Linked DNA regions of Homo sapiens: region 2 is linked to region 1. Evidence: chromatin contacts called from ENCODE POLR2A ChIA-PET data. All regions are on one chromosome and are shown on one strand. Each heading gives the region's core, a stretch centred on a gene start or an enhancer-like site at or near the end of the contact. The rest is flanking DNA. Distances are from core to core; before and after follow the strand shown.

Region 1 (3,553 bases), core at 1,029-3,528:
ACCCAAAAGTGAGTGCTTTGTTTTTTTCTTAAGTATATCATATTAATGGTTCCCATTAATCCAGAACATCCCTATGAATTAGAAAAATCCACAAAATATGGTCAGGCGTGGTGGCTCACACCTGTAATCCCAGCACTTTGGGAGGCCGAGTGGGGTGGATCACCTGAGGTCAGAAGTTCAAGACCAGCCTGGCCAACATGGTGAAACCCCATCTCTACTAAAAATACAAAAAAATTAGCTGGGCATGGTGGTGGGTGCCTGTAATCCCAGCTACTTGGGAGGCTGAGGCAGGAGAATTGCTTGAACCTGGGAGGCAGAGGTTGCAGTGAGCTGAGATCGTGCCATTGCACTCCAGCCTAGGCAACAGAGCAAGACTCTATCTCCAAAAAAAAATTTACAAAACATATTTCTTCCCTCAATGTAAATGAAGGTCATATAATAGTGAGGCCTGAAGTAAGCGAGCAATAGCTGCCCAGTGGGACAGATGATGGTGCCTGGGCTTACTTTACAAAAAACAACATTCTCCAGCTCAGCCACCTTATCATAGACTCCCCCATCACTGGTTCAGACAGCATCCAAACAGGCTCAGCAGGTGTTTGCTCCATTAGAATTCTTACATAGATTTTGCAGACACACTGTCAAACCAGCCACACAGAATTTTATGTTACTTTTGGATGAAGATCACACACACACACACACACACACACACACACACACGTACATTGACTCGTTTGTGAGAGCGGAGGGCAGACACCAGCATCTGTTAACCAAATGGTGGTATACAACATGCATGTCCTGTTTATGTTTGTGTATGTGCTTTTCCTTTCCATAGTTGTTTTTCGTCTCCTTTGGGTAGACCTAGCATCAGGGAGTCAGAGTGTTGTTATTTGCTCATAGAGACACACACAACTCTTTTCTTCATGCTTGTATTCACACAAAACTAACTCCTAGTTTGTTGAACAATGAAAGTTTGCATTTGGGCATAGGAGATAAGTACACACTTGCTCACATGGATCAGTAACACTTTGACTATTGTTAGCCTTCTTTTGAAAATAAAATAAATCTCTGGCTTACCGTGAAAACTTTACAGATCCAGGACCATTGTGGCATCAAGAACTAGGACTGCCTCCTATTGTTCAATTTTCCAGATGCATGTCTGTCTTTCTGTCTCTGTCTCTGTGTCTCTCTCTCTCCCTCCCTCCCTCCCTCTCTCTCTCTCTCTCTCTCTCCCCCCCTCCCTCTCTCCCTCTCTCTCTCTGTCTCTCTCTCTCCAGGTATTTTTTTTAAATACTTTAAGTTCTAGGGTACATGTGCACAAAGTGTAGGTTTGTTACATATGTATACATGTGCTGTGTTGGTGTGCTGCACCCATGAACTTGTCATTTACATTAGATATATCTCCTAATGCTATCCCTCCCCTCTCCCCCCACCCCATGACAGGCCCCGGTATGTGATGTTCCCCTTCCTGTGTCCAAGTGTTCTCATTGTTCAGTTCCCACCTACGAGTAAGAACATGCAGTGTTTGGTTTTTTGTCCTTGCGATAGTTTGCTGAGAATGATGGTTTCCATCCATGTCCCTACAAAGGACATGAACTCATCCTTTTCTATGGCTGCGTAGTATTCCATGGTGTATATGTGCCATATTTTCTTAATCCAGTCTATCATTGATGGACATTTGGATTGGTTCCAAGTCTTTGCTATTGTGAATAGTGCCACAATAAACATACATGTGCATGTGTCTTTATAGCAGCATGATTTATAATCCTTTCCCCAGGTAGTTTATGTAGGAACTATTTAATGTTAAATGAATCATTAGGTAAAGTGCGTATACTACTTCATGAGATGGCTTTAATTAAGTCACTTATTTTCTTAAGACTTTATCTTGATAATTTTTTTCTTGGTTCATAATGAAATGGAAAAGATTTGTGCCTTGACTATCCTGAAACTTTTATGTTACTCTCACAAGTTTACTGAAGCTGCAAAGAATAAATAAGGCTATTTAAACTATGGTGACTATAACCCATTTATATTGAGAAATAAGCCTTTCAAGAGGTTAAAAATAGCATAAAGGCAGGTACATAAGATGCTTGTCAGCTAAAAAGACCCACCCAATTTAAAGTAACATTAATATATTAAAACCCCATTTCTTATCTGAGCATATTTATAGCAGAACAAAACTCCAGAGATAAATTCATCTGCCTTCAGACAGCCGTACACCTGAACTCCAGGTGGATGTTTGTGTTTGGGTCTGTTTCTAGGTGGAATGATCTCATGTTCTCCCTTACCACAGAATTGTGCAACACTGATACACACCTGTGTTTTGATCTTTAAAATCTGTCGTGGTAACATCTCAAGTAATTTTAAATAGCTTCGTGGATGATCCAGATTGCACGTCTGCCAGAAACATCCTTGGGCACAGTTTTGGAGCTGACTTGGATTCCTGCAATACTAAACTCGAGTCATATTGAAAATATACTAGGCCTTGGGTTCTGTTCCTTTCACTGAGACTTTTATCTCGATGCATTTTTTTGTATAAGTAATCCCCTTGGCCAGCGTCAGTGCATGAGATCTTAATTATCATTAAAAGAGAGTGAGATGAAGTATTTAGAAACTAAAGCAAGTTACCTGGATCACCACATTTCTGTCATTGCACAAGTATTTGAAGAATTATTTTTTTTGCTCTTTTTTTTTTGAATTGCAGAAATTTATGAAAATTAGAGACATTGTTTAATCTTCTTGTGCCATGAGACTCCATCAGGCCATCTACAAAGACCACTGGGAGGCTAAGGATCACTTGAGCCCAGGAATCGTGCTCTTTTAAATATATCTTTTTCATAAAAGTTATTTTAAAATGTGGCAGTTTAAAATGCCTGCTGAAAGAGTTGATCTTACCTGTAAGATCACAGATTTCTTTCTTTAAAAGCTAGTGGATACCCAACTTGTAAAGCACCAAAGTAGGACTTAGTGTGGGAATGTTAAGGAATGAAGCAGAGTTGAAGACATGGCTTATTTCAAAACACAGTGACTCATGAATGCAAAGTAATGCATTTCTGTTATGTTTGCAGATTCATGGTTAATTCCGACCTTAGCTTAACCACCATATTTTCAGGGCAAACTGTTGATGTGGTAAATTTTTTTCTAATGTATTTATTTTATTCTAGTTATTATGGGTAATACCAAAAATATGTAAAAAGTAGAATAGTGTAATGAACCTTCGATACCCATCATCCCACTTCTATCTGTGGTTAGCCCTGTACCCCACTCACTTCACAGTCCCCATGTCCTTCACTGGATTGTTTCAAAGCAAATTCACAAGTATGTGGTATGAATTTTTGTCTTTATGGGAACATTTTAGAGGATGTTACACTTTAGAGGGTATCACCCACATGGAGAGCAAAAGAAAGATGAGAAGTACATTCTAAAGAAGGCTGGGTGTGGTGGCTCACCCCTATAATCCCAGCACTTTGGGAGGCTGAGGCAGGAGCATTGCTTGAGCCCAGGAGTTCAGGCAACAAAGCGAGACCCTGTCTCAAAAAAGACACAGAGACAGAGA
Region 2 (3,454 bases), core at 840-3,339, 40 kb after region 1:
AGTAAGATCAAATGTTTTTGAAATGATAGCAATCTACTGAATATATCTTATTTTTGTTAAAACACTAACCACACTTATAGCCTCCTCAATTCCCTCTTCCCAGTCTGCTCCAGAAAATGGTTCCTCCTGCTTTCCAGCTGGTTTGGGGAGCACACTGCAGAGGGGGACAGTGCCCCCATCCAGTGTCTGTGTCCTGCTCCCCATGCTCACCTTTGTGGACATTTCCTGGGGCAGTAGCTGGCACCAGGGCCAGGCACCCGGGCTTGGCACCTGAGCTGCATCAGCAGAATGGGGAGGAGAGAGGGTCCTTACAAGCAAGCACCTGCCTACAGCCCCTTAAACTGGCTCTGCCCTTCTTCCCTTCATTGTTCACCGCCTTGACTTGATCGTACTCTCTGCTTATTGGGCAGCTGTGGTGGGAGTGAGAGTAGAGGTCTCCAGAGGGGACAGGAAGATCAATGGGCAACTGGAATGACACCAATAACTCGGCTCTTCAAGGTAGAACTGGGGCCAGGCTGAATGTTGCCAAAATTAGAAGAGCAGCAACTTTACCTATTAACTGAGGTCTTTAACTTCTGAGGATAGAAGATTCCTTCTGTATGGTTGAAACAGCATTTCTCAGGGGTGGGGCAGTCAGGTAGTCTGTCCTTTTAGTCCATATCAGAACCAGCTATGAGCTTTTTTCCTTCTTTTCAAATAACACATTTCTCCACCCTGAGATTCCAATATGCTATGCTAGAACAAGGGTGGGAGAAAAGGTATGTCTCCTCCCACCCCTTCCTCTCTCCCCAAGAGAAATCTCTGAAGGGAGGTCACACTACTTTGGTGTTCAGGGACAGATACACTTCTACTCACTGCTTGTATATGCAACAGATGATGTTGAAGAAGAGGCTATTTCCCACATTAACCAAAGTGGCACATGACTCCATGTGAACCAAACCAAAACAACAAAAATACTTACCTTCAAACAGTTTAATTTACCCAGTTAATCACAAAAGATTAAAAAATTGCTAAATCAGAAATTCTCTACCTGTAACTGATGTTTTCATTGATGATGAATATTAGAAACATTAACTATATCACATACTCCCTGAGGACATAGAGTGGTGACTTGCAAATGTTTTGGTTTGGAATTGTGGCACCTTATTGTTGTCCCTAAATGGTTTACATATTGCACACATTTTTAATTTAAAAACAAGAAACAAAACAACCACTTTAATTTCACGCAAGCCCTTTTGTGATAACTGCAGACATGAGTGTCATAGAGCCAGACCCCTGACTTGCTGCCAGTAAAATGAATGTGTCTTTAAAATTTTTGCAAACAAATTTAGTCTTAACTCTTCTCTGGCTTACTAAATTGTGGGATGCTTCGTACTTCAGTTTGCGGTACTTGAGCTTTAGAAGCGTGCCTGAATGGTGCTCAAGACACTGCTGTGGGCCTCTGCTGACAATGCAAGCTCTCACAAAACTGAACGTTTGGCCCATTTACCATAAAGAAGCAAACAGTCCCCATCCTAAGGACAGGCCTAGCCTAAGGTTAACAGTAAGAGCAACATTTTGTTGCTTCATTTTCCTATTAAGCTCTGGGTTGCTGATTGAAGCAGAATTCCAATGTTTTGACACACCACCACATTGTTAGCACGATAGGGAGGATTTGATTATGGGAGAACAAGTCCAAAAACGGTAAATTGACAAAAAAAAAAAAAAAAAAAAAAATCTGGGGCCCTGTTTCTCAAGGCAGCTTTTGTGGTTGCATTCCTTTATTTGATGTGGTTCTTTCCTTCTCCTGTGCCAAACGGTGCAATGTGGAAAAATGATGAAGTTGCAAAAAAAGGAGAGTGGATAGGGAGTGAACTGTTTAGTAACAAGAGAAAGAAAACAGAGCTTAGGGATCAAAGACAAAAATACCTGTTTCTCCAAGTAGGAAGAAGAAAATTAACTCAGGGGTTCTTTCCTGAAGCCTGGATAAAGGCTGAGCCCTGCTCTCAGCTGGTGCTGCTTAGGCCAACCCGGGCTGATCGCAGTAGAGACAGGGCAGCCACAAGCTGTCTGTAGGTGAGAAGAGCAGCAGCTAGAGAAAGGGCAAGGCTGAGTGCTATGGGTTCCCAAAGACAGTCGGGCTAACAAGGGTGGGCGCCAGGGAGGAAGGATGGAGAGCAAAGGCTGCCTTCAGCATCAGACTGAACACGGTTAACACCAGCCAGCCCTGCAGGCATCAGAATCCAGAGGAGGAAGCATCAGAATCGAAAGGAGGAAGAGGCTTCCATGCAGGAACAGGATTTTATTTATTTACAATTTGAAGGCTGGATAGCTTCTCTATTGTGTGGTTTATGACATTTTCTGAGTGTTAAAATTATCTCTTTTTGCACTGTGAAAAGAGCATATATGATTCATGTTAATATTTCTGAGGATCAGTCACCAACTAACAGCTAGTATTTTGGGTGGGAGGAAGGCTTTTGTAGGCAGCTTTTTCACCTAACATAGAAGTTAAAAAGCACCAGAATATGCCTCAAGCTTCGTTCAAAATCATATAAATAGCTCCCTCTTGCACAGTTACAATCTAGTATGGTTGTGAGAACTCCCACAGTCCACGAGTTGCCTAATGCTCACCTCACCCTTGCCTGAAAAAAGCTAATTCCTGTGGTTTACCTGCTGATGGAATATAGCTTCTAAGAAGTTTGACCAAAGGGCCTCTTTTCATTTTTGCTAATAACCTATTCTAGGGGGGTGGGGTTTGCCTATATTTCTTCCTGGATACTTTTCGTACTTTCAGCATCTGTAGAACTGTCAAATATTTCTATAATCCTAGATCAAGAGTCAGCAAACTAAAACCTCCTGGCCAAATCCAGCCCACAGCTAAGAATGACTTTTACATTTTTTAAATGGTTAGAAAAATATTTAAATAATAATGTTTCATGACTCGTAAAAATTACATGAAACTTGAATTTTAGTATCCATAAACAAAATGTTGTTGGAACACAGCCGTGCTCATTCATTTACATATTATCTGCGGCTGCCTTTGCACTTCAGCAGGAGAGCTAAGTAGCTGCAATACAGGCATTATGGATGCAAAGATGACAATATTTACTACCTGGCCTTTTACTGAAAAAGTTTGCCAATCCCTTTCCAAGACCGTTAAACTCTTCTTTTCCATAATGACTATTTCCATAAAGATATATACATTTATTGGCTTTTAATGTTCATTTAGAAATTTGACTTCCATCTCTTTTTTATATTCATTGGACTTTAATACTACAAATATTTTTTAAGTGTCTAATATGCTTGGCATTATTCTTGCTAAGAATAATGAGGTTATAAAAGTGAACAAAACAGAGGCAGATCCTCATTCTGGAGGAGATTATATTCTAGTGAGGAGTCATGGGGGGAGATGATGAGTGAATACGTGTAGAATGTCTTATGCCACGGAGAAAACGACAACACAGAAGACCAAGTA

Evidence for each region. ChIA-PET counts read pairs that join two places held with the same protein, here RNA polymerase II (POLR2A).
Region 2: POLR2A ChIA-PET joins it to region 1 with 51 read pairs in MCF 10A. The contact joins two enhancer-like sites. POLR2A ChIA-PET finds 5 or more read pairs at or near these places in 7 of 52 experiments (AG04450, MCF 10A, PC-9 and 4 more).

The regions. Positions count from the first base shown.
Region 1 is chr2:28,183,058-28,186,610 of GRCh38, forward strand. All of the region lies in intron 7 of BABAM2 (BRISC and BRCA1 A complex member 2), which reads left to right. All of the region lies in intron 1 of LOC100505736 (a long non-coding RNA gene), which reads right to left. Among named protein-coding and RNA genes, the nearest start is that of BABAM2-AS2, 130 kb to the right of the region's middle. Within about 2 kb of position 2,279, at least 3 of the 41 ENCODE cell types and tissues checked have a DNase peak (open chromatin) inside an H3K27ac peak, as active enhancers do.
Region 2 is chr2:28,223,159-28,226,612 of GRCh38, forward strand. The region is part of intron 7 of BABAM2 (BRISC and BRCA1 A complex member 2); the gene reads left to right. Among named protein-coding and RNA genes, the nearest start is that of BABAM2-AS2, 86 kb to the right of the region's middle. Within about 2 kb of position 2,090, at least 7 of the 41 ENCODE cell types and tissues checked have a DNase peak (open chromatin) inside an H3K27ac peak, as active enhancers do.